Linked DNA regions of Homo sapiens: all the other regions are linked to region 2. The links are chromatin contacts, found by Hi-C or POLR2A ChIA-PET in ENCODE. All regions are on one chromosome and are shown on one strand. The core of a region is the stretch at or near the end of the contact, and the rest is flanking DNA. Distances in the headings are between cores, read along the strand shown.

Region 1 (6,905 bases), core at 4,095-6,594, 660 kb after region 2:
CACATACACAAATGCATCCACATGTATCCCCTGAACACACACACCTATGCACATACACGCTTGCATGACACATACAGCTGAGCACACACATATGTGGTTGCACATACACAGAGGCACACACTTAGTCCTAAGAACACACATTTTCCCTTTCTGGCTCTGGCTTCCTGCAAACAGCCACCACTACATCCTTTTGCCAGCCTCTCCCAGCCAGGCCCCAAGAATCTTCAAAACACTGAAGTCCTAAGTCTCAAGTGAAATTATGCCCAGGCCCCTGACCTGGGGGAGCTGCATGCAAGTCAGGGCAATCAGATACATCACATTTTCCCATGAAAGAAATTTCTGACAGGCTTATTAACCTTTGAAAATACCAGTTCTCAGTCTGAGGGACTTCCTGAGTCCAGATCAAATTGAAAAATAACCTAGTGACAGACCACCCAGTTCTGAGCTGATGGGAATTACTTTCAACCCAGGCCAGCATGTCCTTTAGACAAAATGTTCCACACCAAACCTGACAGCAGCCAGATCTTGGGAGCAGGGGAGCCAAGTGCCATTTATTACAAAACATATCCATGATCGCTGTGTCATGGGGCCACTGCTCTGGGCCCAAGTCCCTTTGGGGGCAGCTGGGGTGGCAAGTAGCAGCCAGCCTTAGTGCCTTTGACATTTATGTCCCTGTGCTATAGGACAGAGGGTCTGTCTGTCATCACAGACTGATGTAGCCTTGGCCCCTGGCAATCATTTTCTGTTTCAAGTGTTCAGTTTGGTGTAGAATTGTAGTTCAGTGGATGCTATCAGAAGAAAAAGGACAGAGTGTCACGTGGAAAATTGGAGATAAACTGATAACTCCAGGGTTAGAGGAACTGACTCATCCGCCCCCACTGGCTTGTGGTGGAGGACAGTCTCCCTCCTTCTCTCTTTTGGGCCATATTCTGGCTCAGAAGTCAGTCTATGTAATTTCTGGAAGTGTCAATGTTTTTCTTCACCCCATAGAACACATGTAGAACAGAGCTTTTCCACCATAAGAGCTGCCAGGTACCTCAGAGTTCAGCCTTGTCACTGCATGGAATAAATTGGGTGGTCATGCGCAAGACCCATAACTTCAGAGCCTCAGTTTATGCATATAAAAGATGGGAATATCAGTGCCTGCCCTGTCTGCCTCACTAATTTGCCATGAAGACTAACAGGGCTGATGAGAAGACAGTGCACTCTGAGTGAGAGGGAAGGGGCTTGGGCCATCACATCTTCAACCATTCCTACCATTGTTCAAGGTTTTTTTGCTCAGGCAAACCCTCACACAGGCTTCCAGGAATGTCTTCTGATGTTTCCCCTCTTTCTCTGGAATTATCTCCTCTTCTGCACTGCTACTGACTGTCCCACTGCTCAGCAGGTTGCATCCCAGCCATGTGCCCAGCCCCAGCAGATACTTCAAACTGCTCATTCCTATAGCTCCCAACACAACCGTACCTCTTCTCGACCAATGATTTTGCTTTCCAGTGCTCAGAAAAAGGGACAGAGAGGCAGGAAGGCTCTCTGATTCTCTCCCCAAAACGTATCCACTCTAACCATCCTTAACTCCTGGCCTACTGGTGCAAAGGCTCCTTTGCATCTACTACCAATGCCTCCACTTAGAATCTTCATCCCCTGAAGCTTCCTCAGGGATCCACAACATCACTTGTCCCTTCTCGTTACTGGATCTTTGGTTTTTTCCTTGCTACCAGTCCCTTCTCAGCACACAAAGGGGAATTTCGGCCATGGAATTTGTGTCTCTGTAGGAACATGTAAGAGGTTTGGACTTTGAATAGGGGCCAGAAGAATAAAAACTCTGGGTGAAGTCAAAAGTGGGGTGGATGTGGACCTTTTGGGAGGCCTCAAGGATAGGGAATTGAAGACTTACAGAAGTCACATGAGTGTGGTTGCTGGAGACCGCAGGGGTTCTTGCGTTGTCCAGACTGTCACCTTTCTTCCTTGGGCTCTGTTCTTCCTCTCTCCATTCCTCTCCCTGACTTTTATCCCCTAACCCCATCTTGACTTCTAAAAGCTTAGGATAAAATATATCTTTTAAAAAACAGAAGTCCAGACCCTGTTAAATCACTGAGAGTGGGATAAGGCACTCCCCACTGAGGCATCACTATACTTTTGTTTTACAAATAATAGAAAACCATGCTTGCTCCACAGAGCTGGTGAAGATATGACCTAATGAATCCTAACAGTAGCTGCAGCCAGATAGCCTTGGGACTGTCAGTCAGAGGGCCAACCCTCCCCAACCCCCAGTGGTGAACAGAACCCCACCCAGGCCAATCAGCCTCTCTCACCAGGAACTTAGATTGGATGGAAGGCAGGGAGTTGGAACCAAGCCATTAGGACTGCAACCTCCTGGAGAGATCTCTTGAGTTCCTGCCTCTGGGGTTCTTGGAGCTGCCATCTTTCAAGTCCTTCCTGAGGCTTGGCTGTTGAGCTTTTTCTTGAATTCTGTGAGATATTCAGTATCCTTCCAATTACTCCCATTTCAGTTTTACTCAGGAAAGATTTGTTTCTTGCAACCAGAGTACTTCTGAATACCATCCTCAGAAAGTAACTGACTTGGGTGCCATGGCTCATGCCTGCAATTCCAGCACTTTGGTAGGCTGAGGCGGGCAGATCACTTGAGCCCAGGAGTTCAAGACCAGCCTGGACAACACAAAAATTAGCTGGGCATGGTGGTGTGCACCTGTAGTCCTAGCTACTTGGGAGGCTAAGGTGGGAGGATTGCTTGAGCCCAGGAGGCAGAGGTTGCAGTGAGCTGAGATCATGCTACTGCACTCCAGCCATGGTGACAAAGTAAGAAAGACCCTGTCTCAAAAGAAAAAAAAAAACGGAAAAGAAAAAAAGAAAGTAATTGACTTGCCACCACACAACCTTCTCACACCATCTTTATGAAACACCAGACATCAGATCCTGAAAGTACTTTATTCTCAAAGTTTGCAAGATAAGTATTGTCATTATGCCCATTTTGCAGGTGAGGTACTGGGGCTCTGAAAGATGTGGGCATCTGCCTGAGGTTATAGCTTAAACCAGGAATCTTCATTACTCCATATCAGTAAAACTCACTGTACCCCAAGTAAAAGAGGTCATTGAAAGGAAAGTGGGAAGCTCTCTGGCCAAGACACCACCTTTCTCCATCTCTCTCCGTACATATTCTCCCATCTCTGCTTCTGAGGATCTGCTCCATTTTCCTGCCTCTCTCTGCAGAGTGGCTTTTCCCTGCTCACTCATCAGTGAGCACATTGCTGAAAAAGGCTGCTTCAGCCCAAACCCTAAATACTTAGTTATTCACTTCAAGCTTCCACCGTCGACTATTCTATGTCTCATAGTTTGAATTATTGAGAAAAAATCTGCTTGGTGCCTGGTCATCTGGGGTAGGCTGAAGAATGCCCCCATACTTCCTCCCAAGTATAACTGCACTCTAATCCATGGAACTTGTGGATGTTACCTTATATGGAAACATGGTCTTTGCAGATGTGATTAAGTTAAAGATTTTAAAATGGGGATTATCTTGGATTATCAGGGTGGGTCAGTGATTATGCAATCACATACATCCTTATAAGAAGAAAACAGAGGAAGATTTGGCACAAATAGAAGAAGAGAAGCTGATGTGAAGATGGAGGCAGAGATTGAAATGATGCAGCCACAGGCAAAGGAATGTTTACAGTCATCAGAAACTGGAAGAGACAAGGGGCAGATTCTTCTCCAGAGATAGACTCTAAGGGGAGCAGAGCTCCCTTGATTTCAGCTCAGTAATACTGATTTCAGATTTCTCATGCGGAATTGTGAAAGAATACATTTTTGTTATTTTAAACCATAATATTTGTGGTAGTTTGTTATAGCAGCCACAGGAAACTAATGCTAATACAGCAGCCAATGGATTCATTCATCCTGCACTAAGTGTCCAATCAGCTGTGTCCAGGAGGATGTTTACAGGAAAAACATAGCCACTGAGGCCTGCTCCCTCAGCTATGGGAAGAAAGTAGAGGGTTCATTTTCAGAGAAAAGGCATGGGCTGGGAGACACCTGCATTCATCCTGCCACTAGTCTCTGACACCTGCTATCATGTAGGTGTAAGCATTGGGAAGTGCAGGGCAGCAGACTTGCCTAAATAGGCACCAAGCCTAGTGCTCTCCCTTCCCCTCCCAAATAGGGAATGAGTTCATAAACAGCACTGTTAATATTAATGCTAAGTTGGGGGAAAATAGCTGAGGCTGGAAGGTGAGTCTATTCATCCAGCTAAGTCAAACAAGAGTTTACTAACACCCTGTTTTCCCAGGCCTTGGGATAAGTGCTTAGCACAGGCACCAATCTATAGTCTAGAGAAGGATAAGACCTGCACATCCTGGATAGCTGGAAAAAATGTAAAGAATCATTTAATCATTCATTCATTTATTCAACAAAAGTTTGCTGTGCACGTAGATGTACTAGGCTAGGTGATATTGCAATAAAATATGTAGAGTCACTGTGTTCATGGGGTGAGAAAAAGAAATAAGCAGATAAAGAGCAAAATAACAGATTATAAAATGGGCTATAAAGGAAAGGAATAAGTGTTGAGACAGAGAATCAGGTGTATGAATTGGCAGTGGCAGTGGTGGTGGTGGTAATCAGGGCTTGGAGTCAGGAGTTAGATTTAGGGTGCATGTGAGCAGTGTGGATGGAGAAATTTAAGAAGTAGTTGGATTTAAACCTGAGGATGGGGGAGAAGGTTTGGGCAGGAAGTGGAATACATAAATTATGTATTTATTTGAGACAAGAGTCTCACTCTGTCACCCAGGCTAGAGTGTTTGTTTGTTTGTTTATTTGAGATGGAGTCTTGCTTTGTTGCTCAGGCTGGAGTGCAATGGCACGATCTTGGCTCAATGCAACCTTTGCCTCCTCGGTTCAAGCGATTCTCCTGGTACAGGCGCCCGCCACCATGCTTGGCTAATTTTTATATTTTTAGTAGAGACGGGGGTTTCACCATGTTGGCCAGGCTAATCTCGAACTCCTGACCTCAGGTGATCCGCCCGCCTTGGCCTCCCAGACTGCTGGGATTACAGGCGTGAGCCACGGCGCCTGGCCGGAAATTTGTTATTTAGAACGATGGAAACGGGTAGGAAAAAGAGCATATAGGGAAAAAGGTGTAAGTTTTAACTTTATGCATAGGGAAGGACATAAACACCGTCTACTTGTGAATAAGTAGTTTAGAAGAAACAATCTATAAGGGCCCGGAAGACTTCCGGCCCTTTCCGCCTTTAACTAGACTACATTTCCCAGAGTGCTGCAAGAACTGGGTGTGACTCGGAATCCCTCCCAACCACTTCCGGCGCAAGTGGCTTCTGATAATCATGGCGCCCCTCGGAACAACTGTATTGCTGTGGAGCCTCTTGAGGAGTTCTCCGGGCGTGGAACGGGTCTGTTTCCGGGCTCGAATCCAGCCCTGGCACGGTGGCCTGCTCCAACCGCTACCTTGCTCTTTCGAGATGGGGCTGCCACGCCGCCGGTTCAGCTCCGAGGCCGGTAAGTGACCTTCCGGACTTTCGCTGGGGCGTTCTTCTGGGAGACGTAGATCCTGTTTCTGGCAGGCGAAAACCACGCGATAGCCCCCGCGACACGTATCCTAGCGCTTCCTCAGATTCAGCTGTCTTCCTTCTGTACCTGTAGAGTTTGTCATCACCTGCATATCTGTTCATTCGTTCACTCACTCAACTACAGTGCCTGAGTTCCGCTCCGTGCAGAGCACTGTGCTAAGCTCTGTGGGATATGGCAAACTAAGACTGACACAGACATTTCCCTGTGGGAACTCATGTCCATGGGGAATTGGCAGTGCAGTGTGACCCGGGTTGTTATAGGGGACGCACACAGGAGAGGCACTCAAACTAGGTTGGAAGGTCAGGGAAGGGTTCCTGGCAAATATGACCAAAGCTGAGATCTGGTTAGCCATGCTAAGGAGAAAGCAAGAAGCTTCTCAAGCATAGGGGACAGTAGCAGATGTCCAGAAATGAGACTGAGCACAGATATTTGGGAACCCATTTTGGAGGTAGGATTGATAAGGCTTGATTAAGGCTTTGGATATGAGTTTAAAGGGACAAATTAAGATTGTTTCTTAAGTTTTTGATTGGAATAGAGGGTTGTCCCATTTACACCAAGATGAAGAAGATTAATTAATTGTTGGAACCGTTATTTTGGGGGCGGGGGTAGTGCAGGAGTAGATGAGATCAGGAGATGGGAAAGGAGGCGGAATTAAACCTATTTGGGACACATTAAATTTGAGGTGACTTTAAGAGTCAACTGTTTAGTATGGAGTTAAATATAAAGTGAGGAACATCGGAGTAAAAATGGTAACTAAAGGTGAGTGAATGGGTGAGACTGAGGAGAGAGTAGTGCTGAGCACTTGCTGTGTGCTGGATACCCTGAGGAACCCTGGGTGCCAGAGATGAGTATAAGACAAGGTCTGGTCTTCATAGAGCACATCACTTAGTGAGAGACATAGTGTAGGTAAGCAGACCACCTTAACTTTTTTTCTAAATGAGGTTGGAAGCCATTCGTGAATTTTAAGCTTGGGAGTAATCTTGATTACATTTTAAAGAGATTACTCTGGTTGCTCTGTGGAGAATGATCTGTAGTGGGGCCAGAATGGAGAAAGGGAGGCTGATGCAAGAGATGAGGATAGCCTTGACTAGAGTAGTGGCAGTGGGAAATGGAGGATTAAAATGAGATTTATGAAGGCAAACAATCAGTATGTTCTCTGCCAGTGGTGTTTTTTTTTTTGTTTTTTTTTTTTTTTTGTAAAATTGGGATAATCTTCGTGTTTACCTCATGGGTTGTTGTGAGTATTAAATGGGCTGAATGTGTAAAGTACTTAGCTCAGTCAGTATTGGCATGTAGTAAATAGCTAATAA
Region 2 (7,088 bases), core at 342-2,841:
TGGAGGTTGCAGTGAGCCAAGATTAAGCCACTGCAGCACTCCAGCCTGGGTAAGAGAGTGAGAAACTGTCTCAAAAAAAAAAAAAAAAAAAAAAAAAAAGAAAGAAAGAAAGAAGATAAATATGAAACTTAAACTACTCAAAATTCTGCAATTCATTGTATAGTAGAATTTGAGACATCACTAACCTAAACCAGTCCATTTGGCCAACTTCCTAGTATTAGAGAAAAACCTATGTAGAAGTAACTCTGAGGTTCTTGCTATTCAACCTTAATATCTACTTCTTGTCATCACTCTTGTATGATATCTCAATATATTCTATTTCCATTAACAGCATAGCTAGAACGAATTATTTTATAATAAAGTGTGAATATAGACATGCTATTTGTTATTCAAATCTAAATTACTTGTTTTTATAATAACTATGGCTATCAAAACTTATGCAAGTAAAAAAAAAAACTTATGCAAGTAGTACAAGGTGTATCAACAATGGCCAACTAAATCAAAACCATTATGTTTAAAATTCAACTTTAGGCTGGGTGTGATGGCTCACGTCTGTAATCCCAGCACTTTGGGAAACTGAGGCAAGTGGATGAGTTGAGGCCAGGAGTTCAAGACCAGCCTGGCCAACATGGAGAAACCCCCTATCTACTAAAAATACAAAAATTAGCCAGACACGGTGGTGTGCACCTGTAATCCCAGCTACTCAGGAGGCTGAGGCAGGAGAATCACTGGAACCTGGGAGCTGGAGGCTGCAGTGAGCCAAGATCGTACCACTACACTCTCCAGCCTGGGCAACACAGTGAGACTATGTCTCAAAAAATAAATAAATCAGGGTCAGGTGCAGTGGCTCATGCCTGTAATCCCAGTATTTTGGGAAGCTGAAGTGGGCGGATCACTTGAGGTCAGGAGTTCAAGACCAGCCTGGCCAATATGGTGAAACCTCCTCTCTACTAAAAATACAAAAATTAGCCAAGCGTGGTGGCGCACACCTGTAATCACAGCTACTAGGGAGGCTGAGGCAGGAGAATCACTTGAATCTGGAAGGCAGAGGTTGTAGTGAGCCAAGATCATGCCACTGTACTCCAGCCTGGGTGACAGAGTGAGACTCCATCACAAAAAATAAAATAAATAAATAAATAATAACAACAAATAAAATTCAACTTTATTATTTAATAACTGAGGGTCTTTTATGTCACAGTACATAAAATTCATAACAACTTCAGCCACGCATAAAGAAGGAGCAGCTTATTTTACAAGTATATCATTAAAACTGGAAAAAACAAATGTTAAAAATAGAATTAAAAAGTATACCGTAACAAGCATATAAAATATGTCTATCACAAATATAAACAATGTGGCTTGAAATTCCATGAACAAGAGATTTAATTTATAACATGTTTTCATTTTTAAATTCTGCTTCTATGCAAGGAAACCACTAAGACTATGTAGGGAGATGAATTCAAGCATGCAGTTTCCACAGAGGCTGAGACCTTGCTCACAGGAAACTAGGAAGGACCTATGCAGCTTGATGATAAAATTGAGATGGCTGAAACTTACCAAGTTAGCCATCTGTTAAAACCACAGATCACTCTACTTCTCAACAGTTTCAGGAGCTGTACAAACACTGGTGACAAGGCAACCAGATAAAAACTGGGCTAAGCAAACAGGAACTTTTTACAAGTATGTGAAATTTGAAACTTCTTCCATGTCTGTACAGTTGAAAGTTTTCATGCTCCATCTCTAATTGTGTTGATATCCACACTTCCTGGAACAGTGTCCTGAATACCCCATGGACATAAGTCTAATACTTTAAGTGTTTCAACACCTTGTCCTTTTGTAAGTTTATAGTAATAACAAGAACAGCTATGTACAGGGTAAAGTCTTCCTCTCACAATTCATCAATCAAAAAAAAAAAAAAACAGGAGTTAGAATAATTTGTTCATACATATATCATCCTTTTATTGTCTTTAACATCAAGCTGAGGCTCCCAGAAAATATGCAGTGTGGAAAATGGTTATATGATGACAATAAGCAAGTTATGACTAAGTATGGCCTAACAGGCTTTGGCAGAAAATTTGAATTTTACTCATAGTGCAATGAAAAATTATTGAAGGGATTTTAAAAGGGAAATGATGTAATACAATCTACTTCTTTTTTTGAGACAGGGTCTTGCTCTGTTGCCCAGGCTAGGGTGTAGTGGTACAATCAAATCATAGCTCACTGCAACCTCAAATTCCTGGGCTCAAGCAATCCTCCCACCTCGGCCTCTCAAGTAGCTGGGACTACAGTTGCAAGCCACCTTCTAATTTTTTCTAGAGATGGGTCTCACTATGTTGTGCAGGTTAGTCTCAAACTTCTGGGCTTAAGTGATCCTCCCACCTTAGCCTTTCAAAGTGCTGGGTTTTCAGGTGTGAGCCACTGCATCTGGCCACAGTCTACATTTTTAAAATGTCACTTTATCTTCTGTGTATAGAATGTTGGGGGAGATGTAGGAAGGGAAACACGGGGTACAATTTAGATAGTTAATGAAGAAGTCCAGTGAAAAAGAATAGTAGCTTGGACTAGGATGGTAGCCATGAACACAAGGGAAATAGGCAGAGATGTGAGATATATTTCAGGGTTCTATAAAATTCAGAGGATTAATAATATTGATTCCATGTTGTTGTTAAGAATAAATGACCCATAATAAGTGATGAATAAACATTAGCTATTATTACAATCATTAATGGGCTTTTCAAAAGTAAGGGATCAGAAAAAGTTTTTAACATCATGAAAAATCCTAAATATTAAAAACACCTAATGGAAGCCTATGAGAGTTCTTCTGGCAATGCAAATGAATTAGAAAAGAGTAGTTTAACTGGAAATTAGGAATCTGATATAAAAATAGGGTGGGGCAGCCAGGTACGGTGGCTCACACATGTAATCCCAGCACTTTGGGAGGCCGAGGCGGGCGGATCACGAGGTCAGGAGTTCAAGACCAGCTTGGCCAACACAGTGAAACCCTGTCTCTACTAAAAATACAAAATATTAGCTGGGCATGGTGGCGCATGCCTGTAGTCCCAGCTACTCGGGAGGCTGAGGCAGGAGAATCGCTTGAACCCGGGAGGCGGAGGTCGCAGTGAGCCAAGATAGTGCCATTGCACTCCAGCCTGGGCAACAGAGCGAGACTCTGTCACAAAAAAAAAAAAAAAAAAAAAGGGTGGGGCTGGGTGTGGTGGTTCACATCTGCATTTCTTAGCACTTTGGGATTAATATAGAATATATTAGGAATGCCGAGTAATTATTTTTCAGGTAGCATTCAGTTAATATTTTTGTGCTAAGTTCATTGAAACTTCATTTTTTGACTTAAATTTTGACAAAAGAATGTATTCATCAGGTTGTCTGTTACTGAGACTTCTATGAAATAATGTGGTGGGAGAAATGGCATTTGATAAAACTGATCAAACACCAAGTACCAAATTGAACATGAAGATTAAAACAAGCTGATATTCATGCTTTAAACGTTGTCTGTCAAAAAAAGAAAAAATGAATAAATAAAACAAGCTGATACCTGCTTAGAAAGCACTTTCATGTGCCCCACACTTCCCCGGCAGTATGCTTCAAGGATGACACCAAATTGTACTGAGACAGCAGGAATGTGCACTTCTGACCTGCAGAAAGTTAATGATATCTGAACAGTTTGTTTATCAAACACTTCAGATCACCGAATAAATACTGACTTCTTTATTCTACAAAAAATAAACTTATGATGGCAAGGTCATTGTGTGCATTATTATTTCCTTCCTCCCTTCCTTCCTTTTTTGAGAGTCTCACTCTGTTGCCCAGGCTGGTGTGCACTGGTGTGATCTCGGCTCACTGCAATCTCCACCCACCGGGTTCAAGCTTGCCTAAAATAAAAAAGTGTAGCTAGATGTCGCTAGGTGACTAGGTTCTAGCCAACAGGATGCAAGATGAAGTGATGTGCACAAAAAATGAGTCCTGGACTTAGAAGGAAATGCTGGTCCCTCCCCTTCCCTCCCCTCCCCATTTCTGGCTCGAATGTGGATGGGGTGGCCAGCCCCTTCATACTTGCGATTCTCCTGCCTCAGCCTCCCGAGTAGCTGGGATTATAGGCATGCGCCACCATGCCTGGCTAATTTTGCATTTTTAGTAGAGACAGGGTTTTGCCATGTGGCCAGGCTGGTCTAAACTCCTGGCCTCAAGTGATCCATCCACCTTGGCCTCCCAAAGTGCTGGGAACAGGCATGAGCCACCACGCCTGGCTACTTTGTGCATAATTATTAGTGACATGGGTCAACTTTCCAATTTGTTAAACTTCAAAGTTCAAAAGCTATGATATTCTATAATTAGTTAATACTTCAAAGTTCAAAAGCTATGATATTCTATAATTAGTTAATACTTCAAAGTTCAAAAGCTATGATATTCTATAGTTAGTTAATACTTCAAAGTTCAAAAGCTATGATATTCTATAATTAGTTAATTCTTTATTCCAAGAAGTCTAAAATGTGTACATCTTACCTGATTTGCTTTTGTACGGGTAAGGCAATCTTACCAATTTAAAGACAATAGGCTGAAACAGGTATCTATGAAATCTGACTGGTATTAAACAATTGACTAATGCCCTGATTAGCATCTATTCCAATTTTTTTCTTACTTAAAAAGTGATGTACATATTTGAAAAAGGAAGGAATACTTATTTTGTTATTCCCTGAGAGGTTTAAAAACTAAGACTGAATGAATGAGAAAAGACAAGTTAAAAATAAGAAAAGGTTCTAGAACAACACAAGAAAGTAAAAAAAAGAGTGGAAAAAAATATATGAATAAGAAAACCATATTCAGAAATAAAACTAAAATTAAGAGCACAACATTATAGAGCTTATTGCCTTTGAGAAGCTCAGCAAAGAAAAGAAAAAAGAAGAAAAGAAGAAAAAGAAAAGAAAAGGAAGGAAGGAGAAAGAGAGAAAGAAAGAAAAAAGGTAGTTTTTTTTTCTGACAAGCATTAGTTTCAGCACTATGAAGTCCAGATTGGGAGGGAAAAAAAATGTCTGAGTACAGAGTCAGAAATGAGAAATCTATTAATACAATTTCCTTAGAAAACAAAGGAATAACTTTAGTTCTCATTCCTGATTTTACTCTTATATGAACTTGGTGAAGTAAGGTTCGTGTATTTCTGGAAATTACCTACTTAATAAAGAAATTGAATAAAATTGCTGTCATTATAGTATACCTTTACCTTCACTCAATAACACTAGTAATGACAGTACCACCCACAACTTTCTAGATGAAATAAATAGGTCTGCATTGAGCCCAAATATATTAAGACAATAAGTACACTTTACTGGAAAATAGCAATACATTATTAATTTCAGTTAAAAATCAAGCAGGTAGAAAACACACACAAAAAAAAAAAAAAGAAAGGAAGGAAGAAATGAAGAAATCAAGCAGGCATGGAGGGACACATAAGGGTCTTGGATAACTGAATTACTTTGTCAAATCTCAAATCATAAAAATCAAGAGTGCTGGTATCAAGAAACAGGAGAAGGCACCAAAACCATATAAATGTTATAAACGGTTCAGAAAAAAACTAAAGCAGCTATTTTTCTATTAAATATATTATGCTTGTTTATAGTTACTAAAGCACCTGGTGGGCTCAAAGTAAAATATAAAAGACTTACCTAAGATGCCAAAATAGAAACTGCCCTATCCTCCGATTACCAAGTGCTCTTTCTAATAGGAATCTAGAGAGGGCACAATCAAGAAAAGGCTCATATTTTAACACTTGCACCAGTTGTAAAAGATATTGAGAAAGTTCTTCATCACTGAAAGAAACAAAAGACACAGTGAGTAACCAAACAACCTGTGCCAGAAAAAGATCCCTTGGTATCAAACTATCAAATGTGAACTTGTTGAAACACAATGGTTCTTTTGGGCCAGGCTTGTTACATGCTTTCCTTCACTGTACCACTGTTACAATATCACAAAAAAAGCTGAAGATTTCAGATGGGGAAAAGGGAGTCAAGAGGGTCAAAGAACAGATACTAGAGATATTTTAATCAAATGAATTAGATTGTGATATGGTCTGGCTTTTGTCCCTACTCAAATCTCACCTCAAATTATAATCCCTATAATTCCCACATGTCAAAGGAGCATCCTGGTGGGAGGTGACTGAATCAATGTGGCCCTCCATGCTAGTCTCATGACAGTGAGTGAGTTCTCATGAGATCTGATGGCTTCATAAGAGGTGGTTTCCCCTGCTCTTTCCCTTTTCCTGCCACCTTGTGAAGATGGTACTTGCTTCTCCTTCGCCTTCTACCATAATTTTAAGTTTTGTGAGGCCTCCCTAGCCATGTGGAACTGTGAGTCAATTAAACATCTTTCCTTTATAAATTACCCAGTCTCAGGTAATTCTTTATAATGGTGTGAAAATGGACTACTACAGATTGTTAAAATTCATGACTGTATTTTCAGTCAGCTAAGAGTTACCAAAAATATTAGGTACTTTAATACTGATTTCTGATCATGCTAAAAAATTTGTGCTTAGTAAAACAATCATTTTTAAAATAAAAATTCCATCAGTACTTTCACAATTTATTTTCCTTTGCTGTTATTAGGGTTAAGTTGTCCCAGATAACCAATGTACAATTAAAATCTTAACTTCAAATAGTTTGAAGGATGAGAAAGTGAATACATTTATAAGTGGGAATTGATCATTGAAATAATATAACAGATAACATTGTAATTAACTGAGCTCAATTAATTAAGGTTAGTGGTTCTCTATTTTGTGTCAATCTCCAAACCATTCTACCTGTAAACACACTCCTATCAGAGGCAACTCCAGCAGTATAAGGTATGAAGCCCAAGTGCCCCAAGTGCTCCACTTACTCTCCACAGTATTGGGTAATAAATGGTTAAGGAATTAGTAGTCTAAGGCAGATATCTGGGACTGAAACCCAGGGCACTATATACCAAAACCAAAAACTCATAACCAGAAATTTCACAATAGAAAAACCACCAGAATTAGCTACACGGAATACACGGATCACTGCCATCTCCTCAGAGGGATCAATGCGTTTAAGAAAAACACTTGG
Region 3 (6,070 bases), core at 1,761-4,260, 700 kb before region 2:
ACCAGTTAGAATGGCAATCATTAAAAAGTCAGGAAACAACAGGTACTGGAGAGGATGTGGAGAAATAGGAACACTTTTACACTGTTGGTGGGACTGTAAACTCGTTCAACCATTGTGGAAGACAGTGTGGCAATTCCTCAGGGATCTAGAACTAGAAATACCATTTGACCCAGCCGTCCCATTACTGGGTATATACCCAAAGGAACATAAATCATGCTGCTATAAAGACACATGCACACGTATGTTTATTGCGGCACTACTCACAATAGCAAAGACTTGGAACCAACCCAAATGCCCAACAATGATAGACTGGATTAAGAAAATATGGCACATATACACCATGGAATACTATGCAGCCATAAAAAATGATGAGTTCATGTCCTTTGTAGGGACATGGATGAATCTGGAAACCATCATTCTCAGCAAACTATCGCAAGGACAAAAAACCAGACACCATATGTTCTCACTCATAGGTGGGAATTGAACAATGAGGACACAGGAAGGGGAACATCACACACCGGGGCCTGTTGTGGGGTTGGGGGAGTGGGGAGGGATAGCATTAGGAGATATACCTAATGTAAATGATGAGTTAATGGGTGCAGCACACCAACATGGCACATGTATACATATGTAACAAACCTGCATGTTGTGCACCTGTACCCTAGAACTTAAAGTATAATAAAATATGTATATATATACATATATATGTATATATATACACACATATATGTATATATATATACACACGTATATATATATACACATATATATGTATATATATATACACGTGTGTATATATATATATATATACACATATATATATATATGTATATATAGACTGTTTTTCCTACCTGTTCAATGCCTCTTTCAGTGATATAAAGTTAAAACCAGGTACTGGGGTGTTTGCCTTCCTTTTGGTTCTTATGAAGGTCATTTTTTTGTGTAGATAGTTGTTAAACTGGTGTCCTTGTGGGGTGGGGAGAGGATCGGTGGAGACTTCTATTCCACCATCTTGCTCTGCTCCCTCTAATAATTTAATTGTCTGTTTCCTGCCTCTCAACTGTGGGCTTCCTGAGAGCCAATACCATGTCTGTATTTTTCTCCATTGAATCCCCACCACTTTGCAAAATTATTACAATGCTTACTAATCTTTTGAATAAGTGAATGTTTTAGTAAACATACTTCCATATAAATTGTACCTAATCTCTCAGTACCTCACTTTCTTTACCTGTAAAGTTGGAATATTTAGAATGCCCATCTCATAGGGTTGTTATGAAGATTCAATCGAGCTATGCCTCTGAAGTTCTTGAATAATGTCTGGTACGGTGTAAGTACTCAATAAATGTCAGCGGCCGTTATTATTATTTCTTCACATTTAGATGATCTGTGTGAATTTGCATTGTGTAAATTGAGGAAGAAGCTGGATGTGAGATCTGGGTACACATGGTATGTAACAGGGACAGGTGCAAGGAAGCAGGATCTCAGAGGCAGAGATGATGAGAACCAAGCTGCTCAGGAAACTGCAGAAATCTTGAGTGGGACTTTGGAGATCCATGAGCTATAGAATGAGTGATAGAACTATCTTATCTAGATCTTAAGAGGCCAAGTGCTCTGGGTAACCAAGTATGTACATAGACATGCATAGCCACATTCAGGAGAACAAGTCTTTCTTTAGGCATAGAGCAGTTTCATTTCAAACTGAGAAAAAAAAATTTTTATACTCCATTTACTTCTTCTTACCAAACAAATAAACATATTCTGCAGAGATACAACTCTGACTCAAGCATACACCAAAAAAAAAAAGAGAGAGAGAGAGTTCCTTACACATCAGTACACTTGGATTATAAGTATACAAACATCTACGTTATGGTTGGGTATAACAATGCATTTTCTCCCCAAATAGCAAGTGGGTATGTATTTTATATATGTGTAATTATAGTGTGTTAGTTACGGTGGTGCCCAGAACAAAATTCAGCTTATGCTGAAGGACTATTACAGCATATATCTCTAGTGAAATTAAAAATTGCTTACAACTTAAATGCTAGGTTTTTTTCTACTTCTTCCCATCAAGATTTCAAAAATCAAAGATTCTAATTTTTCAAAAAGTAAACACTGGTAAAAACCTAAATAAACAGTGGGAGAAAGGTTAAATAAATATGATACATCTACATGATAACATATTAAAATTTATGCTTGCAATGGGTTTTAATGAAGAAAATATTTTTGACAAATATAAAGTTAAATGAAAAAACATAATAAAATGTGTATGTGCAGTCTGATCCCAAATATGTAAAATGTATGTATTCAGGGAAAGAAGACAAGAGGTAAATAAAGACAAAATGTTAACAATAGTATCTCTTACAGGAATCTATGCTTTGTTGGCTTGAGGAATATTTTTCCTTTTATTTATTTATTATTAGAACTTGCTTTTTTAGAACAGTTTTACGTTCACAGCAAAACTGAGAGGAAGGTAGACATATTTTCCATATACACTGTGCTCCTATATCCTACACATTAAGAGCCTCTCCCATTATCAACATCCCCCACAGAGTGGTACATTTCTTGCTATTGACAAACCTTCATTGACACATCATTATCATCCACAGTGCATAGTTTACTTTAGGGTTTACTCTTGGTGTTGTGCACTCTATGAGTCTGGACACATGTATAATGACAAATGTGTAATATATCCACCATCATAGCATCATACAGTGGTTTCACTGCCCTAAAAACCCCCTGTGCTCCACCTATTCATCCCTCCTTTGGGTTTTTTTGTAAATTTTTTATTCTCTCACTTTTATATTACCGTTTATATTACTTTTGTGAAAATAAAAAAATAAACATAGTAACTTAAAGAAAACCTTTGTGAAAGAAAATGCAGGTTGGAGTCTTAGTTGTCCTCATGACTCAAAAACCCTTTGAGTAAGTTTTTAGCTCCCCTGAATAAAAGCACCTAAAGGTGAACCTGCAGTTGATGTGTTGAACATTGGGAGGTGGCAGGAAGGCGAGCAGGCCTACAGCTAGTCAAACAGAAACCAGCCCTCCCTACCTTGTTTGCTCTCTTGTCTCACCCTCCTCGTGATTCCTGAGAGCAGGAAACAGAGTCCGCTCCTGATACTGAAAGCAGCTTAGATAAAGCATGTGTGGTGGGTAAATGAAAACCTCTATGGCCATCAGCCCTAACACTTCCCACACGGGGGATTTCCTCCCATCTTAGTGTCATCACAAAGTTATTATACACATTAACTAGAGGTGATTTAATTTTATATTTTAAAAAAAAATTTTGAGACAGGGTCTTGCTCTATTGACCTGGCTGGAGTGCAGTGGTGCCATATTCACAGTTCATTGCAGCCTCGACCTCCTGGGCTCAAGTGATCCTCCCACCTCAGCCACCCAAGTAGCTAGAACTACAGGCACACGCCACCATGCCCAGCTATTTTTGTATTCTTTTGTAGAGATGGGGTTTTGGCATGTTGTCCAGGCTGGTCTCAAACTCCTGAGCTCAAGCAATTAGCTCACTTTGGCCACCCAAAAAGCTGGGATTACAGGTGTGAGCTACCGCGCCTGGCCTAAAAAAAAATGTCTATGTACCCTAAGAAGTCAGAGGGGAAATGCCTCCTCCATTCATGCATTTAAACACTTTGGTTTGGAAAACACAGTCCCTCTATGGGACCTTTACTACGAATGTTTTGAAGCACCACTGCCTGAAACTCAGGGGTTTTCTGGGACCTGGGACTTTCAGTCACATAACCAGGACAGTCCTGAGCAAATCAGGATGACTGGTCACCCTAGTGCTGTTATCAAGTGACTCAAAAAGCTAACACTGAGCCACAGTGCCCTGTGACCTATAAGCCTATCAGAATCAGTGCAAGATTCTCCCTTGAGATTTACGGGTTTCCCTCTTTCCAATCTCACGTAAGCCCTTCCCACACTGTACTCTGCAATTGAGCACAAGCCGTCAGTCATCACTGTATGACTATGGGGTGTACCTCATATGAACAATAGGTAAATCACAAGCCAGCCTCATGCTGCTCACTTAGCTGGGTCCACATAAGCCAGATCCACTCCAACCAGAGTTTCTAGCTCCCTTTCTCTCCATAAGCTCCACCTCAATGAGCACTCACCAGTTCTTTTAATCACCCTACTTATTCCCCCAGCCCCAAGCTACACATCCTTTCTTCTCTTCTTTTTGCTCCGTTTCAGCTTACTGCATTCTTTTTCCCTCTTTTCTCTTTGGTCCTAAGAAACTCATGCCACTCTCTCTTTGAGCCCCATGTCTGTGCCTTAGCCTCATGGCGCTATTCCTTTCCCCAAAGCCATCAGCCCTCCTACTTGCCAGTCTCCCTCTCTCAAGTTGCTCACACCTCATTTGGCCAACAATCTCTAAACAGGGAGTGTACACAGCCCAGGAAAATAATCCACAGGAAGATAATCTCAAAACTTCTATTTATAATCATTTTTGTATTGTCCTCATTTAATTTTCATGTCAGGGTATGTTTTATAATGTATCTAATACATAAAATATATTAGCACATATACAGTCATGTGTCACTTAACGATGGGGATACATTCTAAGAAATGCATCATTAGGTGACTTTGTTGTTGTGTGAACATCACAGAGTCAACTTACACAAACCTGTATGGTATAACCTACTACACACCTAGGCCATATGGTATAGCCTATTGCTCCTAGGCTACAAACCTGTACAGTATGTTACTGTAATGAATACTGTAATCAGTGTAACACAATGGTAAGTATTTATGTGTCTAAACATATCTAAACATAAAAAGGTACAGTAAAAATATGATATAAAAGATTTTTTTTAATGCTGCACCTGGATAGGGCATTTACCATGGATAGAGCTTACAGGACTGTAAGTTGCCCCGGGTGAGTTAGTGAATGAGTGGGAAGTGAATGTGAAGGCCTAGGACATTACTGTAGACCACTATAGACTTTACAAACACCATACACTTAGGCTACACTAGATTTATTTTTTCAAATTTTTTCTTCAATAATAAATTAATCTGAGCTTACTGTAACATTTTTACTTTATAAGCTTTTTAATTATTTTTAACTTTTGGACTCTTGTAATACTACTTAGGTTAAGACACAAACACATTTTGTACAGCTGCATAAATTTTTTTTTATATATTAATTTTTCCTTTTTTTTTACTTTTTAAACATTTAAAAAAAGAATTAAGACACACACGCATTAGCATAGGCCTACATAGGGTCAGAATAATCAATATCATTGTCTTTCACTTCCACATCTTGTCCCACTGGAAGGTCTTCAGGAGCAATAACACTCATGGAGCTGTCATTTCCTGTGATAACAATATAGCCTTCTGGAATTCCTCCTGAAGTACCTGCCTGGGGCTGTTTTACAGTGAACTATTTGTAGTAAGTAGAAGGAGTACACCCCAACAATAAAAAGCATAGTATAGTAAATATGTAAGAGTAGTAACATAGTCATTTATTTTCACTATCAAGTAGTATGTATTGTTTGTATATAATCGTTATGTGCTGTATACTCTTATATGACTGGCAGTGCAGTAGCTTTGTTTACACCAGTATCACCATAAACACGCAAGTAATGCATTATGCTATGATGTTATGATGGCTGCAATGTCACTAGGCAATAAAAGTTTTTCAGCTCTATTATTATCTCTAGGGCCTACCATCATAAGTGCAGTTCATCATTAACCAAAACGTTGTTATTCAATGCATGACTGTATACCATTTATAAATAATTACACATATCTGAGGACAAAAATTGTACCTTAATAATTTCCATAGCCCCAGCCCTTAGTGCATTACCTGACTCAACAATTGCTTTTTAGACAAATACATTCATGAATTAATCAAACGAATCTCATGCAATCAATCAATCAACCAATGTTCCTTAGTCCTTGTCCACAGAACATTCTAAATGAGCCACTTGTGAGTTCATAGTCATGGTCCTTAGGGACTTTTCATTGCTTTTCTTCTCTTCTGTCCCTGATGTGAATGACTTTTCACCAGACACCCTGTCCCCACTTCTACCCACCTCAGTTCCTGCACCCTCAGTCA
Region 4 (6,084 bases), core at 1,190-3,689, 630 kb before region 2:
AGGAGAAAAAGTAACATATATAATAAAGGACTAATATTTTCAATATATTAAAAACTCTTAAGAGCAATAAGACACAAATTACACAATAAAAATGCAGTCTAAAAATCAAAAGTAAAATAAGGCATTCAGTAGCATAACCACAGAAAAGAACTACAAGTGACTTTATAACACAGTAATTTAACTGGACATTCCAAGTAGGATCTACCTTAAGGACAAAAACAACTCCAAAAAAGTTAATAATAAATTTTAAATTGTTTTCAGTATTCATACAATAAGCAATAGGGTGGGTATTGTTATGTCTAAGACTATGATTGTGATGTTAACAGCCAGGATTTTTGGTATGGAAGAAAAGCGATACACATGTTAGGTCAACGAGATAAAGTAAAACTTCTGTAGTCAGGAATTTGAATAGGGAATATCAACATGAACTCACAATATTTTTATTGTATTTCCTATCTCTGTGCACTGAAAGATCTTAGAAACAGTAAGTCCAGTAGTGATAGGCACTCCTAGCACCCAGATGTCTATAAATATAACTTGCTTCTAAAAGAAACCAGGATTCCCCCAGATAAATTACTAATTTTAGGTCTGGGACAAGAAAGGTATGCAATGAGCCTGGAAGGAAGCTATCGGACTACTAAGGTCATATCAAAATCATTCGAGAACCAAATTAAAGAGGCACCCCAAGACAGTACAATCTCAGCGTTAATAAGGATAATAGTACAAAGGATTTAAACAAATCAAATATATTTAAATCTATAAGGTTGTATGACACCTATTGAAGATACTAGGAAGCTCATTCATTATTCTGAAAAAAGAAAGACTTGAGCCTTTAGCTGCTTTACCTGTATGAATTGCACCTCAGAGCAACCAGACAGTTTGATGTGGAGAATTCCTCTTTACAGAAGTTTTCCAGCTAGTAAATGTCAAAGGAATAACAAACAGACTATTAAACTTTTAGAGATTTCTAATTAATAGATTGGGCTGGGCGCAGTGGCTCACACCTGTATTCCCAGCACTTTGGGATGCCGAGGAGGGCGAATCACAAGGTCAGGAGTTCAAGACCAGCCTGGCCAATATGGTGAAACCCCGTCTCTACTAAAAATACAAAAAATTAGCTGGGCATAGTGGTGGGCGCCTATAATCCCAGCTACTGGGGAGGCTGAGGCAGAAGAATCACTTGAACCCGGGAGGCGGAGGTTGCAGTGAGCCGAGATCGCACCACTGCACTCCAGCCCAGGTGACAGTGCAAGACTCTGTCTCAAAAAAAAAAAAAAAAAAAAGATGGATTTAGGCAATGGTCATCAATGTCTATCACCAATGCCATCACCAACATCACAAGAAAGGAGAAAAAGATATTCTGTGTCTCCTGATGGAGATGCACAAAACCACCAATGAAGAGTCCTGCCAAAACACAAAAAAGTAGTCAAAGCTGAACCTGATCAAGTATTTAGCTCTAACTACAAATTTACAGATAGTTCAGGAGAAAGAGGAATACATTAAATACCACCACAGTAATCAATCAGCAAAACCCAGACTGTGGGGAATTCCACAAGATGAACAATCTGATTTATTCAGCAACAGTAAAAATAATAAAAATCATGGGGAAGGAAAAGGGAAAGGAAGAGAGGAAAGGAGGGAAGAAGGGAAGACAGGAAAGAGGGAAAAATGAAAGAGGAATCTATAGGTTAAAAAAGACAAATATGTGTAGTAAAATAGAGGAATTGTAGACAGAGAATTGATATTTGATGACATTTAGAAAAAAAGTACTGATTTTTGTTGTAGTGTGATGGTGGTACAATGGTTATTTTTGAAAAGGAAGTATCTTTTAGAGACACATACAGAAATGTTTGTAGACATAATGATATTATTTGGGATAATATGTAATATTACATGTATATTACTTGGAATAATATGCAGTATCATATTAAAACATACAATATTATTTGGCGAAAGATATACAGGAAACAAGATTCTCTATGGGTTGGTAATTGTTAAAACTGAGTAATAGGAACACCAAGGTCATTACACAATTCTATTTTTATATATGCTTGAAATTTTTCATAATAAAGAGATAAAGAAAACAGCAACAAGAAAAGTGAACTACGGGCAACTCATAAAAGAAGAAATAGCAACAACCAACATGAAAAAGAAATAAAAAATAATTTTACTTTAGAAGAAATCTTAAAAATGCAAGTTTCTTAAAAGGTGAGGTTTCATTTTTCACGTATCACGTGGCCAAAACATTGAAAGATTAATGATATCCCTGGTAGCAAGGGAATGCAAAAACTAGCTTTCTTGTGTGCTCCAAACACTAGTAGACTAAATTGGCTCCAGTTTTCTGGAAAGCATTTGGCAATATGTAACAAAAGTACATGGGGAAAGGAGCTAGAGTGCCAGGGCCAGGCTGCCAAAGTCAGATTGCAGTCACACCACTCACTGGTGGCAGGACCCAAAACAAGTTTCTTAGCTGCTGTGTACCTCAATTCCTAGCCCATGAAATGCATGTACTATAATAGTGGCATCCATCTCAAGGGCTGCTGTGAGGCTAAATCATAATATTGGTACCAAACTTGGACCAGTGCCTGGCATATGGTGCTGGCTTTCATTATTATGTTGGCCCAGCAACCTCACTTCTAAGAATTTATTTTAAGGAAATCTTAATCAAGTGCACAAAGACACATATACACATTTTTTTAATCACTTCATGATTTATAAAATGCAAAAAGTAGAAATGTCTGGTTAAAAAAACTTTTGTAATCTTTGCCTGGAATACGAGGTGGCCATTATATATAACTGTCTTATATTTATACGTACTGACATGTACATGTGTACTGATATAAAGACATTTGTAATCTGTTTTCCAGGAGAAAATCAAGCTAGAGAAGAATATAGTTGAACCCTAGGAAGGAGTTTTTTTTTTCACCAGTGCATGTACATCTAGATGTTAACAATAATTGACTGAATTTGTGGGTTATATTCTTTTTGATTATCTGTATTTTCTAATTTTTCTGTATCAACCTTATCATTTGTCTAATTTTTAAATGATCTGTTACATACGTTCCACAGTTCTGGCAAATCTTGTGCTGGTTAATTTTAGTTCAATTTAATGAGAGCAAGAGATACCTGGACAGCTGTGAAGCATTACTTCTGAGTAGGTCTGAGAAGGTGCTTCCAGAAGAGATTAGCATTTGAATCAGTAAACTGAGTGAGGAAAATCTGCCCTCTCCCATTGTGGGGGACACCATCCAATCTGCTGCCAGCCTATATAGAAAGGCTTTCTCTCTGGAGTTGGGACACCCAGCTTCTGTCCTTGGATGTCAGAACTCCAGGTTCTCAGGCCCCAGGACCTGCACCAACAGTCCCAGGTTCTCCGGCTTTCGGATTTAGACTGAGCCACTCTACCAGCTTCCTTCATTCTCCAGTTTGCAGACAGCCTATGCCGTGATCACATCAGCTAATTCCCTTAATAAATCCCCTGTCATTTATTAGGGAAACTGGCTAATAAATACCCATAAGTATCTATCTATCCATATATCCTACTAGTTCTGTTTCTATTGAGACCTAATACAACTTACTAAAGAATTTTAAAATATATTTGAAAATGGGAAGGGGTGAACACAGCATAGAAACACCAAAGTAATACGTTAGTCAAACCCTCCAAAGTAGATAGAAAAACCCATTTGGAAACATATAACGTAATGATGAACATTCAAGAACAGAGACATTCTCATTGATAATCATCACCAGTGTGTGCACACAAGTCCAAACACATTTACTGTTTACATTTGCATTCCCCCAAAAGTGGAGCTAGAAACAAGGACTTGGGTGCAGATTAATTTACCTCAGAGGTGCTCATAAGAGAAAGAAGTAAGGGAGTGAGAAAAATGAAACAGAAAAGAGGAAGGCCGATGAACTATGCATTAATAATAGTAACTGCATACTAGTGAGAACTAGCACTCAATCCCACAAGGGACTCTGAGAAACTGTGCAGAATAAAACTCAGAGGTGCCCCACAGAAGCACAGGAAGCCTGGAGCAATTACTCATCAACTCCCATCCCATCAAGATTGTGGGCTGATCTGGTAGCATCAGCTCTCCAGCTCTCCTGAGCTTCCTCATTGAGCAGCTTCCTTTGTACGACAACACCCCCAGCCTGCCCCCTCCCCCAGCTACCCTACTCCACCACCAGACCCCTTTTGCTCCCTGCAGTGTGTTTCCTCCATCACCTTCCTACGAGAACTTCAAGGCCTCTCCAGGTGTCAGGACCACCCAAAGGTCAAAGGAAGTCTGGGTGAGTTGGAGGTGGTAATAGATGAAACAAGATTGACCTTGAGTTGAGCTGATAATATTTGAAGCCCAGTGATGAGCACATGGGTTCATCACACTATTCCCTTTACTCATATATGTGTTTGAAACTTTCCATAACAAAAAGTTAAAAATAGATCTTTGCTGTGTCAGGGATGGAGGTTCTTTGCTAGGTCTCCCTTTCAGGAAAAAAAAAAAAAAATGCCACTCAACCAGGAGAAATGAAATTGACTGACAGGTTCACTCCAAGGTTCACTCCAGCTTTCAAGTCAAGGTCTCATTCAGTCTGGGCCACCCCAGCCAATGGCCAAGTGCAGTGCAGGCATGAGAGCCTGGCCATTTCTGCACAATGGGGACTCCCAAGTGGGCAGTTCTTGCTCAGGAGCTCCCCACTGGGTCAGTGGAGACCTTGTCAACACATCAATGCCCTGAGTTCTCCTGGCTCCTCCAGCTTCCTTCTCTCTTTCTGTTCACAGTGGTCAGGTGTGCATTGCAGTCTGCGGCCTTTCCCCACTGGATCCTACCTCCACCTCCTTTTCTTTCCCAAGTGCAGCTCCTCAATAACTCCATCTTGGCAACCATGTCCCAAAAGACCTAAACTGACACAATTAAGATGCAGTTGCTTCCTTCCCTCCCAACCCCCTGAAAGCTCCAAAAATAATGAAATACATACCAGAGTTAAAAACATTGTACTATATTTAAATGTTTGCATATAATATATTAATGTTTTTCACACTAAAAATATACAATGGCTATGTATAAAACCTGATTTTGGAAATAATATCAAAAATTACACGTGTGGTCCTTTGGGGATACAAGGTCCAGCCAAGTGGCCATCCTCCCTTCCCACCCATGAGTAGGCCTGCCACATATCACAACCCTGGGAAACTCTCCAGGATCACCCAGGCTGGGATAGATGGCCTCTCATATGCTCCCCATAACACCCTGTTCTCTGTCACTAGATTACTACCTTGTGCTGGCACTGGCTGTAAACATTCTGCCCCAGCCTCTGCCTGCACCCTAACTCAGTAGTGAGAGGCTAGAGAGCCTGGCGCAGAGTAGGTAGGCACTCAGTAAATAATTTTGGATCAATCACTGAATGACTGACTGAGGCATATGTCCCCAAAAGGACCCCAGATAGGAACCATCTCCACAGTGTTCCTGCAGTTTTATAAAAGGCTTGGGAAAAGAGAGTTAGTGACTCTTTTCAGTCTTGGGGGGATGTGGAGGTAGAGGAAGAAAACTACCTGGAGGTTCTATTTTAACCCTTTCTCAAGCCTGGGGACCTAGGGGCTCCTAGTCAGGCACCTGTGGCCATCTACAGCAGGGCCCCTCACAGGTCAGGAGGGATGAGATCATATCCATTCCCTGCACTGCTTCTCTCCAAGAGGATGATCTCTTGGTTGTTTGTGAAGACAAGAGGCCCAGCAGCCTCTTCTGTTGAAGTGGACCTGAGCTGGCCCCAGCCAGGCTAACCCTCTAGCCAGCTAGCTTCTGGGGTGAATCACCAGGCAGGGACCCTGGGTTGGCCAGAGCTCTGTGGACCAGTGCCAAACTTCTCTGGGAGCTTTGAGCGAGACAAGGGCTTGGGTTTCTCTCTCTGGTCCAGGTCCAGAGGAAGATCTTCCAAGGAGGAGATCTCCAAGTCACTCTCATCTTCAGAAAGCTGCAGGGGGTAAAGGGGAGAAGAAAATGCATTTTGATAAGGGAGGAGGGTGGCTGAGAGCTAAGCACATTGCAGGATGGGAATGCAGAATGGAAATGGGGACAAATGCAG

What was found. Hi-C counts contacts between places; a loop is a spot of excess contacts on that map. ChIA-PET counts read pairs that join two places held with the same protein, here RNA polymerase II (POLR2A). Pooled maps may share reads with other maps.
Region 1: a loop to region 2 is called in a map of chondrocyte, with 2.7 times the contacts of the local background. The contact joins the promoter of MRPS22 here to the enhancer-like site in region 2. A Hi-C loop is called at or near these places in 2 of 168 maps with a recorded cell type or tissue (Calu3 and chondrocyte), 8 of 37 single-sample maps with no recorded cell type and 6 of 50 pooled maps. POLR2A ChIA-PET finds 5 or more read pairs at or near these places in 3 of 52 experiments (T-cell, activated T-cell and endothelial cell of umbilical vein).
Region 3: a loop to region 2 is called in a map with no recorded cell type, with 9 times the contacts of the local background. The contact joins two enhancer-like sites. A Hi-C loop is called at or near these places in 3 of 37 single-sample maps with no recorded cell type and 3 of 50 pooled maps.
Region 4: a loop to region 2 is called in a map with no recorded cell type, with 3 times the contacts of the local background. The contact joins two enhancer-like sites. A Hi-C loop is called at or near these places in 5 of 37 single-sample maps with no recorded cell type and 7 of 50 pooled maps.

What each region holds. Positions count from the first base shown.
Region 1 is chr3:139,338,676-139,345,580 of GRCh38, forward strand. MRPS22 (mitochondrial ribosomal protein S22) reads left to right here and starts at 5,345. Exons shown (of 8, transcript NM_020191.4): 1 at 5,345-5,523. The coding sequence starts at 5,352. LOC124909439 reads right to left here and starts at 2,198. Exons shown (of 2, transcript XM_047449421.1): 1 at 1,895-2,198. The coding sequence starts at 2,023. RefSeq lists enhancers at 5,403-5,492, 5,452-5,746, 5,723-5,822, 5,833-5,952.
Region 2 is chr3:138,685,325-138,692,412 of GRCh38, forward strand. PIK3CB (phosphatidylinositol-4,5-bisphosphate 3-kinase catalytic subunit beta) reads right to left here. Exons shown (of 24, transcript NM_006219.3): 15 at 5,676-5,819; 16 at 3,551-3,650. Among named protein-coding and RNA genes, the nearest start is that of FAIM, 80 kb to the left of the region's middle. Within about 2 kb of position 1,592, at least 4 of the 41 ENCODE cell types and tissues checked have a DNase peak (open chromatin) inside an H3K27ac peak, as active enhancers do.
Region 3 is chr3:137,985,266-137,991,335 of GRCh38, forward strand. No RefSeq gene overlaps it. Among named protein-coding and RNA genes, the nearest start is that of CLDN18, 22 kb to the right of the region's middle. RefSeq lists an enhancer at 3,623-3,752. Within about 2 kb of position 3,011, at least 2 of the 41 ENCODE cell types and tissues checked have a DNase peak (open chromatin) inside an H3K27ac peak, as active enhancers do.
Region 4 is chr3:138,057,005-138,063,088 of GRCh38, forward strand. It overlaps DZIP1L (DAZ interacting zinc finger protein 1 like), which reads right to left. Exons shown (of 16, transcript NM_173543.3): 16 at 4,986-5,973. The coding sequence ends at 5,812. Among named protein-coding and RNA genes, the nearest start is that of CLDN18, 50 kb to the left of the region's middle. Within about 2 kb of position 2,440, at least 2 of the 41 ENCODE cell types and tissues checked have a DNase peak (open chromatin) inside an H3K27ac peak, as active enhancers do.